Linked DNA regions of Homo sapiens: region 2 is linked to region 1. Evidence: read pairs that join two places in POLR2A ChIA-PET (ENCODE). Cell type or tissue: PC-9. All regions are shown on one strand. Each heading gives the region's core, and the rest is flanking DNA. Links, peaks and the distances in the headings are about the cores only.

Region 1 (5,379 bases), core at 268-5,267:
ATGCTTTGAAGAGGACCCAGGGCGCAAGTGGATGGACAGCTTGCTCAGTAACTTGGGGTGCCAGTCTGCCTCTCATGTAGGGCCCTTCATCGATAGCTACCGCTGCTTCCAACCAAAGCAGGAGGGGGCCTTCACCTGCTGGTCAGCAGTCACTGGCGCCCGCCATCTCAACTATGGCTCCCGGCTTGACTATGTGCTGGGGGACAGGACCCTGGTCATAGACACCTTTCAGGCCTCTTTCCTGCTGCCTGAGGTGATGGGCTCTGACCACTGCCCTGTGGGTGCAGTCTTGAGTGTGTCCTCTGTGCCTGCAAAACAGTGCCCACCTCTGTGCACCCGCTTCCTCCCTGAGTTTGCAGGCACCCAGCTCAAGATCCTTCGCTTCCTAGTTCCTCTCGAACAAAGTCCTGTGTTGGAGCAGTCGACGCTGCAGCACAACAATCAAACCCGGGTACAGACATGCCAAAACAAAGCCCAAGTGCGCTCAACCAGGCCTCAGCCCAGTCAGGTTGGCTCTAGCAGAGGCCAGAAAAACCTGAAGAGCTACTTTCAGCCCTCCCCTAGCTGTCCCCAAGCCTCTCCTGACATAGAGCTGCCTAGCCTACCACTGATGAGCGCCCTCATGACCCCGAAGACTCCAGAAGAGAAGGCAGTGGCCAAAGTGGTGAAGGGGCAGGCCAAGACTTCAGAAGCCAAAGATGAGAAGGAGTTACGGACCTCATTCTGGAAGTCTGTGCTGGCGGGGCCCTTGCGCACACCCCTCTGTGGGGGCCACAGGGAGCCATGTGTGATGCGTACTGTGAAGAAGCCAGGACCCAACTTGGGCCGCCGCTTCTACATGTGTGCCAGGCCCCGGGGTCCTCCCACTGACCCCTCCTCCCGGTGCAACTTCTTCCTCTGGAGCAGGCCCAGCTGAACCAATGGAGGCCTGGGGACATCTGGCATGGTCACCCCTGCACATGATCTGAGGCCAGCTCCCCTTCCCTGAGCTGCCTCCTGCTTCTCCCTCAAAGTCTCCTACCCTTCTCTTCCTCTTTTAAGCCCTCTCTTCCTCGCTTTCCTTCCTACCTAGCTCCTTGTTGGTGAGCTTCTTGTGCCTTAATCCTGTGACCCAGCCCCTTACACCACTTTCCACCTTCCTGTCCGAAGTACACGGACACTAGCTGCCCCAGGAAGTTGTGTGATTTTAAATCACTTCTGTCTTTGCTGGAAAGTGTATTTGTGCATAAATAAAGTCTGTGTATTTGTTTCAGGGTTGCACTTTGGACATTGTGGAGGTACTCCATAAAGTTGAGTCAGAGAAGCTATCTCAATACTTGGTTTGCCGGCTGGCTGTAGCCCAATGATGTAATTCCCAGAGAAAGGGGAGGAGGGAGGGGGGAGGAGGGAATAGTGAGGCGTGAGCAGCAGTGCTCACCATAAAGGGTTCTCTGCTCAGTTGTAGGAATTTCCTGTACGGCTAAGGTGAAATCAGCAAGGAAGGTGGGCTGTGTAGCCTTAAACCAGAGCTTTCCAGCTAGTGCGTCCCACAGCTGCCACAGTGGGTTACAGGGTTGAAAGAAACGGTCCTCAGCCCTCAGAGTTGCCAGGCAGGGCCTGGGACCACACAAGTTTCAGGGACGATTGCCTCCTTAGCAAGTAGTATCATTAGTACCCCTAAGTGTGCCATGGAAATGTTTCCTGTATACTGTGACCTGGAAAGTGGGAGCATTGCTTTGAACACAGTGCTTGCTCTAGCCAAGCCTCTTCTCACCTTTGAAAATGGGACTGGTAGACCAGGCACAGTGGTGCACGCCTGTAATCCCAGCACTTTGGGAGGCTGAGATGGGTGGATCACCTGAGGTCAGGAGTTCGCAACCAGCCTAACATGGTGAGACCCCGTCTCTACTAAATACAAAAAAATTAACTGGGCGTGGTGGCGCGTGCCTGTAATCCAAGCTACTTAGGAGGCTGAGACAGGAGAATAGCTTGTACCTGGGAGGCGGAGGTTGCAGTGGGCTGAGATCATGCATTGCACTCCAGCCTGGGCAACAAGAGTGAAATTCAGTCTCCAAAAAAAAAAAAAGAAAAGAAAAAGAATGGGACTGGTAAATCCTGTTCTGTGGGATGCCGTGGGAGGGAGAGAGGATAATGGATTGAGGAAGACATCCATATCCCCTTATGGAAAATACCTCTTTGGTTTTGGGGAACCACTCCTTTCTAGGGAATTTGGTTAGGGCTGACTCATTTCCTGGCTTCAGGGGCTACCCTGGGCCCAGATTTCCAGGGCCCGGATTACCAGTGAAGCGTCAATCCCTGGATTTTTATTGAAACCATTGGAGAAGAGCCATCTCAAATAAATCTGCCAAGTATCCTAGCTCTTTGCAACTCACTGTGTAGTTTTTGGGCATTTCCTTCCTCTTTCTCATTCTGTTTCCCTGTTGGTAAAATGGAATGGTGACCAACAAGTGACCTATGGTTACCTCATAGATCTGCCACTTGTCTGAGGGAGTCAGAATGCACTTGTCTGTTCCCTGTCCAATAAAAGGCTTCACATGCTGTGGTTTGTGCTTTATTTTTAGGCTCAATTCAGCTAGAGGCACACAACAAAGCAGAAGACAGGAGTAGGCCTGGACCCAAGTGAAGCGCAGGTGGGGTGTGAATCCTAGGCAGCTGGCTTCTCAGGCATAGGTGGTGACATACTGGGGCCCCATGTTCCCGAAGTAGGAACGTTCCCACTCACTCATGAGCTCAAAGTGTACAGGACGGCGACAGAAATTGCAGGCAGCCACAGACACATCCTGGAGGGGCAGCCCCACCGCAGTCCAAGCCAGCAGCAGCTTCTCTGAAGGTGGTAGGGGGAGGGGAGGGAAAAAATGGGTTAGACTAGATCTTCCAAATCTGTCACAGTACAGATGAGCCAAGATATTGATCCCCCTCAACCCTTCAAGATACCTCAGGGCCAGAAGTAGCCTACTGTTTGCTTCTGTGTGTGCCGTGAATATTACCATTTGTATCTGGATGCTGGGATATATATTATAAAAGATTTGGAAGCTCTCCTTTGACACAATTTGAAGCCATACTGTCCTGGCCTGGACCACTCCCTAAGTATAGGATGTGCTGTGGCCCAAGAATGACTGTCTGCTTGGGAACTCTAAGCCCTATGAGGACAATGATAATGACAGTAACTATACTGTGTCATTGGTGCTATGACCAGGAAACCTGGGGTAGGGGGTCCACCTGGGGGTGTGAAAACCCAGAGAAGGGAACCTGACCTAGCTGGAGGAAGTACCCCAGGTACGTTCCAGGGCTCTGTTCTTGGCCTTTTCTGTGTTCATGCCCTTGTTGATCTTGTCTAGTCACATGACTTTAAAGACCATCTATATGCTGATGGTTCAGAAATTTTAATCTCCAGCTCACGCCACTCTACTGGTTTCCAATCTTGTATATCCAATGGCTTTTCTCCATCTCCACCTAGATGTCTAATATGCATTTCTAACTTAGGAGTACAACTGAGCTACTCATGTCCCTACCCTCCACCAAGCTATTCTACTTTTAGCTTTTCCCATCTCAGTGGATGGCAATTCCAGTTGCTCAGTCCAAAAATTTCAGAGCTATCCTTTATTTTTCTCTTTCTCTCTTACCCTATATCCCATCTATCAGCAAAGACCCTTGGCTCTACCTTCAAAATCTGACCACTTCTTATTGCCTTCATTATGATCAAGTCTGAGCCACCATCATCTCTCACCTGGGATATTACTGTAGCCCACTCTTGGGTCTCCCTGCTTCCACCCTTGCTCCCTTTTAGTGTATTCTCTACATAGAAGTTGGAGCAATTTTGTTAAAACCCGAGTCAGAAATATCAGTCCTGTGTTCAAATCCTTTCAAGGGCTCTCAGAGTAAAAGCCAAACTCCTTCTAATGGCCTACCATACCCTATACAATCTGGTCCCACATTGCCTCTATGTACTCAATTTTTCTGTCTCCCACTTGCTTATACCATTCCACCCACACCCATCTTCTTACTGTTCCTCAAATATAAAAGGAATACTCCTGTGTCTTCCCTGCCTTAGGATGTTCCCTCTGCCTGCGATGCCATTCCCTTAGATATCTGCCTCACTAACTTCACCTCCTTCAAATTTTTGCTCAAGTTTCACCTCAGCGTCTTCTACCCTTGCCACTCTAATACTACAACCCTTCTCTGAACTCGCCCCTGGCCCCTTATCCCATTCTCCTTATCCTGCTTTATTTTTTCCCATAGCACTTAGAACTAATGTGCTACTTAATTTGCTTATTTTTGGTAATTTTTTTTACTACCCCTTCCACTAGAATGTAAGCTCCAGAGGGTAGGAATTTTGTGTCTGATTTGTTTGCTACTGCATCCCCAGTGCCTAGAACAGTATCTAGTACACAGTTGGTACTCAATAAATATTTGTTGAAAGAATGCCTAAGTTAAGTCTACAAGATGAAGGAAAGTAAGCCAGAGGAAAGTGTGAGGGAGGGCATTCCAATCAAAAGAGAGCAGCATGAGCAAAGTCCCAGAGGTAAGAGAGCAGAAAAAAATGAGGGAACGACAAGTCCTTCAGTGTAGCTGAAAAAACAAAATGCATGTGGGGAGGAGGTGAGGGCATAGAGATCACCATGTGGAAGGCATTGAATGCTATGCTGAAGAGCTTCAACTCTGTCCTATATGTCAATGTTTCCAAATTTTGGACTATACATCCCTATCAGTACAAATGTTTTAGCATGTACCTCCAATCTCTATATTTGTTTATATATTATATACATGTATAACTGTCAGTCTGTATATTAAAGATCAGTATCAGTGATGCTTGATTTCCTATTTTTAAGATAAAAAAACATAAAATTCTAATACATATTCTGTTCCTTCACCCTGTAATCATTTTGCATACCCCTTGGAGGTCACTGCTTTAGAGTCTAGAGGGAAACATGAAGGGGTTTAAGCAAGGGAGCAATATAGTCAGAATTTTAGAAAAATCCCTCTAGTGGTCATCATCGAGAAAGGATTTGAGAGGAGCAAGAGAGAAGCAGAGAAATTAGGAAAAAAATCATGTTGACATGGATTAAAGAAGTGGCAGGGGAGAAAAGCAAATAGGTTTGAGAGAGATTATAGATAACTTTTGCAGGATTTCAGGATGGATTGGCTATGGAACTTAGGGACTGGTGGAGCCATCGTGGATGCCTCATATATTCTTACAAAAGCCTAGCCTAGGTGGACATTCAGAGAACCAAGAATACTGAGAGCTCTACAATTGAAGCCCAGAGCAAAAGAGAATACTGAACAAAAGGCCCAGGAGTCTGGGTCATCAGCTCAGAGAGGTGGTAGACCTAGCAGTTATGACCATGGAGGTAGAGACAGACCTCCCAGTTGCAACTTAGA
Region 2 (5,379 bases), core at 321-5,320, 840 kb before region 1:
CTCAAACTCCTGGACAGAAGCAATCTTCTTACCTTGGCTTCTCAAACTGCTGGGATTACAGGCATGAGCCACTGCACCTGGCCTGGTGTTCCTAACTTTCTCTTCAACCTGAGCTCATAGTCACCATTTTATGTATTATATACTGCGGCTCTTTCAGAAATATTTGAAGAGTATTTGATATTAAAAACCACCAGAAGTATTATTCAGTAGAATGTAAGCTTCAAGAAGGCTGAGGATTTTAAAAATCTGTTTTGTTCACTGCTGTCATCTCCAGTACATAGACCACTCACACGGAGTAGGCAACCAATGAACTGTTTCAACTTTCAACCAATAGGTACTGAACCAGGCACTAATATACGCCAGGCACCAATCTAGGTATGGAGACACAGCAGTAACAAGAGCCAAGAGTCTTTGACCTCATGGAACTAACTGTAGTGATTAACATTTCAAGATAGACACTGGGCTAGGCATATTTCATTTATCCTTCTAACTCTGTAAAATGGGTATTAGATCATTCATCCCCCTCCCTCTCTTTTATTTAAACAGAGAAAACAGAAGCTTGGAAAACTTAAGTAACTTGCCCCAAATAACACAGCTAGCAATATGGCAGTACTTGGATTTGAACCAATTAGGTCTGACTTTAAAATAATGCTCTTTCAGGGCTGGACATGGTGGCTCATGCCTGTAATCCCAGCACTTTGTGAGGCAGAGGGAGAAGCAGGAGGATCGCCTGAGCCGAGGATTCCAGCCTGGGCAACACAGTGAGATCCCATCTCTACCAAATATTGTTTAAAAAATTAGCCAGGCATGATCGTACATGCCTGTGGTCCCAGCTACTCAGGAGGCTAAGGTGGGAAGATCGCTTGAGCCCAGGAGGTTGAGGCTGCAGTGAGCCGAGATCATGCACTGCACACCAATCTGAGCAACAGAGTGAGACCCTGTCTTTAAAAAAACAAATGGTCTTTCCATTAAGTACATTGTTTCTCAAATAAAGGAAACTGGAAAAGTGGGCATAATCTGAGATCAACTCACAAGTAATACAATAAACACAAGGGCATAAAAAAAATAACTAGATTGTAAGCCCATTAGTGGCAGAATTATGTTAGCACTCTGCCTGGACCATAAAAAGAGTGTAATAAATGCTTGTTAAAGTAACTTCAAACTAGAGGCAATACTGCTTTCTGACCTCTGCGGTACTTGACTTCCTCCAGCTTGTCCCATATTCCCTCAAGCCCCTCTACCATGCTAAATACACCAAACTAGTGACTAACTTGGGCTGAGTTCTGTGGTCTATCTTCACTACCTGTTCTCACCAAGGCAAAAAGAAATCAGAGATAGTAAGGAAGTATCACCTTATAAGAAGATTCGAGGGCGGGATGGATTATGTATAAGTCTGGTTCAGCAATAGAAATATAGATGATTTACATTTCAACTGGAACTCTAACTACTAAATAATTACAGACTGAAACTACTGTTGATGCAAATATGCATCACTACATTGTGGAGTTCACCAACCAACCATTAAGAGACCAGACTGATAATCACAAAGCTAAAGAATAATGTATTAAAAGAATAGCAGCAATTAGGAACCACAGTTACTTCAAGGAAACATTGATAAAGTGGCCTTCCCTCTCAACTGTAGGAATTTCAATTATCTACAGGCACATACGTGGTAGTCTTTGCCATGAAATACGGCAGTCAAGCTAGAGGTAGTAGAATACTGATCCAGTGTTCAGTACACACTATTAAGGTACTAATTTTAATTTGCGAGTACCCAATTTTAGTACTTTTTTCTCTTTTCTGAGATGGAGTTTTGCTCTTGTTGCCCAGGCTGGAGTGCAATGACGTGGTCTTGGCTCACTGCAACCTCCACCTCTGGGTTCAAGCAATCCTCCTGCCTCAGCCTCCCAAAGTAGCTGGGATTACAGGCGCCCACCACCACGCCCAGCTAATTTTTGTATTTCTAGTAGAGAGTTTCACCATGTTGGCCAGGCTGGTCTCGAACTCCTGACCTCAGGTGATCCATCCGCCTTGGCCTCCCCAAGTGCTAGGATTACAGGCGTGAGCTACCGTGCCCGGCCCAATTTTAGTACTCTTAATTACTCTTAGGCTGCCAGAAGCCAGCCCATTTCTGCAGATGAAATCTTCTGTCACATTTAAGAACAAAAGGGAAAACTTGGATTTTTAAAAAACCTGTTGTGTGTCAACCATGGGCTGGAAACTGTACTTTAGATACTAACTTTTGTTATCAGTATATACAGCAGGAGCTTTGGCATCCAGTGAACCTATGATCAAAGTTTGTGGGGACAAGTCACTTAGCTTCTTCATCTGTAAAATGGAGATTTACTTAATTCATACCCAATTCTAAGACTTACAATTTATAATATAATAGCTGGCACAGACTGAAAAAGTAGCTATGAAAGTCTGTTTTGCAGAGATGAAGTCTGTGGTATGTACTACTGCCTGAAGGTCCTCAGAAATAATTTGAGACAAGTAGATACCAGAATAGGCATTTGTTTAGCCCAAAGCAAATCTTCACGACTGAGAAGTCAGAGGTATCATGAAAAGTATTCTTAGGAGAAAGAGAGCGAGAATCCAAGGGAACCTCTGGGTTACCTCAGAAAGGAGGACGGGAACTGCAGAGAAGACAATGATCACAAGAAATTTCTAAGTCTTTGAACTAGGGACTGGAAATGCTTACAGGGATGGGCAGCTAACATGAATGAAGGGGTTGAGTAAAGAAAAATTAACTTCCAAAAATGTAATATTTGGCCAGGCATGGTGGGTAATCCTAGCACTTTGGGAGGCTGAGGCAGGAGGATTGCTTGAGGCCAGGAGTTTGAGATCAGCCTGGGCAACCTAGCAAGACCCTGTCTCTAAAACAAACAAACAAAACAAAACCTTAAAAATTATCTGGGTGTGGGTGGCACATGCCAGTAGTCCTAGCTACTGGGGAGGCTGAGGTGGAAGGTTTGAGCCCAGGAGTTCAAGGTTATAGTGAGCCATGTTCACACCACTGCACTCCAACCTGGGCAACAGAGCAAGACCCTGTGTTTAAAAATAAAAAACACACACACAGAAATGTATTTTTATTTAAGCTGTGGGTGTTTATACATGCAAAATACTGGAGTTTACATTTTACATTAACGACATAAGTGAAAAACTAGAAAATTTATCATTACACTTTTTTTTTGTTTGTTTATTCTCCTTTGACTTGGAACTGGTGGCCTGACACATTTATGTGCCAAGAGGTCAATGTTAGGTCTTATATTTTTGTTACAACATGCAGTACAGAATTGAGCCTTGAATGCTTTCACTTCAAGTGACTAATTTGATCCTATTTCATAATGGAAAACAGCTGTTTAGAAATGTAGGCATTTCCAAACACAGAAGTTTGGCATAGTGTTTTTTATATTTCGGTAACTACTTCCGAGGTATTTGTAGAATTCGGCATTTCAATGACATCATGCTTCATTTTCAGTACCATGGCACAGTAATTCTGAATCTCCATTGTAGCTCTTCTTTCATACTCTGAACACTGAGAAAGGCTAATTGAACAATATTAGTTCATTTTCATCAAATATGTCAGAGAACCTTTTCTGGAATTCAACAGACAACTCCACAACTGTGGGAATGTAATTCAGGCCATCACTTTCAATTCTTGGAAACCAATTTCAGCAAAGGAAAGTCAGCCAGTTTATCTCTTGCCAAATGAGTTTCCCAAAGGCATAATTTTGCTAGGAACAAGCAAGTACAACCATACATTTGTGAAGGTATTTCTGAACAATGCTGTTTTTATTCATAGTGTCTAGATGAGTTGTAAAATCAACCAAACAAGCCAAATATTTTATTTCAATCTCTGCGGGTGTGGTGAATGCCCTTTGGATGCCAAATCATTTTTTTCAGCATCTTGAGTATCATGTTCAACTAAGCCAATCAACCTCCATGTCATAGGGCAGATTTCCATAACATGCACCTAATAATTCACCAAGCAAAGTATTCAATTGTGGTGCAAACCACAATGTTAATTACTAGTTTCTGATCTGACTGATTCATTTTGAAGCTTTTAGCAGAAATAGCTTTAAGTTTAGGTCCCTGGAAAGTGTTTCTGCTTCAAATTGTTTCTTGGGTCCAACAGTTCTTAACACTATTGCAGAAGCACAATCTGTAGCCATACTTACTAATTTTGAACAATTGTTATTAAAAATCTCAAGACTTTTCTCATCACACAAAATCCAGGTATTTCCAGATGTACCTGTGATGAGTCCAAGAGTCAGGTTACATCAAATTCTTAACACATAAATCATACCTAAGTGCAGTGGCTCTCGAACTTCAGCATGTATCAGAATCAGCTGGAGGGCTTGTTGAAATGGATCCATAAGCTCCCCCACCTTTCCCGCCAGTTTCTGATTCTGTAGGTCCGATGGGGTAGGGGACTGAGAATGTGTATTTCCAACATGTTTCCAGATGGTACAATGCTGTTGGTCTAGGACCATACTTTGAGAACCACTGGCTACGTATACAGCTAAATGTATAGCTATGTGGATGGAGTTTTTAATCTGTTGTAACCAGCTGCTATGTAAATCTCCAAAAATAATTTAACTTTTTGACTAAATCTGGCCCAAGAATGTTTAGCCATCGATGTTTGACATCCTGAACAAAAGTATTTCCTACCTTTGCAAATGCTTGTTTATAACATAATTTCTGTTGTACTCAACAAACACTTTTATAAAACTACTGCTTAAAAAAGCTTTCAACCCCTGGCAGTTTTTTCATTTAATACATAATTGCCTTTTGTGGCATCACTTATTTTATCTGTATCTAGAAATATAGCCTGTTGAAATTCCAAGTACATTTTTAAGTTCTTTTCATTTCAGCATTCATCATTTTTGTATAATGATATTTCTTTTTTTTGAGACGGAGTTTCGCTCTTATTGCCCAGGCTGGAGTGCAATGGTGCAATCTCGGCTCACCACAACCTCTGCCTCCCAGGTTCAAGTGATTCTCCTGCCTCAGCCTCTCGAGTAGCTGGGATTACAGGCATGCGCCACCACGCCCGGCTAATTTTGTACTTTTAGTAGAGACAGGGTTTCTCCATGTTGGTCAGCCTGGTCTCGAACTTCCGACCTCAGGTGATCCGCCTGCCTCGGCCTCCCAAAGTGCTGGGATTACAGGCGTGAGCCACCGCGCCCGGCTGTATACTGATATTTCTTACAATGGTTTACTTTTAAATGGTATCTTAAATCGTAGTCTTTCAACAGACACATTTTATTTAGACGTATATGAAAATTCATCAATTCCACAAAGAAATAGGCTCTCTCCTGTTCAAATACGTGAACTTCTTCCATAAAAAAGATTTTTTTCACTTTGCACAGATGT

The links. ChIA-PET counts read pairs that join two places held together with the same protein. Peaks named below come from ENCODE experiments on the same cell type or tissue, not always from the same donor. Only the 100,000 strongest peaks of a DNase experiment are listed, where the experiment ranks them.
Region 2: POLR2A ChIA-PET joins it to region 1 with 6 read pairs; 3 of 35 experiments call an interaction of 5 or more read pairs at or near these places.

What each region holds. Positions count from the first base shown.
Region 1 is chrX:55,006,520-55,011,898 of GRCh38, forward strand. APEX2 (apurinic/apyrimidinic endodeoxyribonuclease 2) reads left to right here. Exons shown (of 6, transcript NM_014481.4): 6 at 1-2,538. The coding sequence ends at 916. It overlaps ALAS2 (5'-aminolevulinate synthase 2), which reads right to left. Exons shown (of 11, transcript NM_000032.5): 11 at 2,536-2,824. The coding sequence ends at 2,661. Among named protein-coding and RNA genes, the nearest start is that of APEX2, 8.8 kb to the left of the region's middle. RefSeq lists enhancers at 1,137-1,431, 1,257-1,551. In PC-9, for the core only: CTCF peaks have their summits at 4,898 and 5,100; DNase peaks (open chromatin) are centred at 1,362 and 2,192; H3K27ac peaks cover 4,321 bases.
Region 2 is chrX:54,168,352-54,173,730 of GRCh38, forward strand. All of the region lies in intron 1 of FAM120C (family with sequence similarity 120 member C), which reads right to left. Among named protein-coding and RNA genes, the nearest start is that of FAM120C, 12 kb to the right of the region's middle. In PC-9, for the core only: no CTCF peak of the experiment used is centred there; no DNase peak of the experiment used is centred there.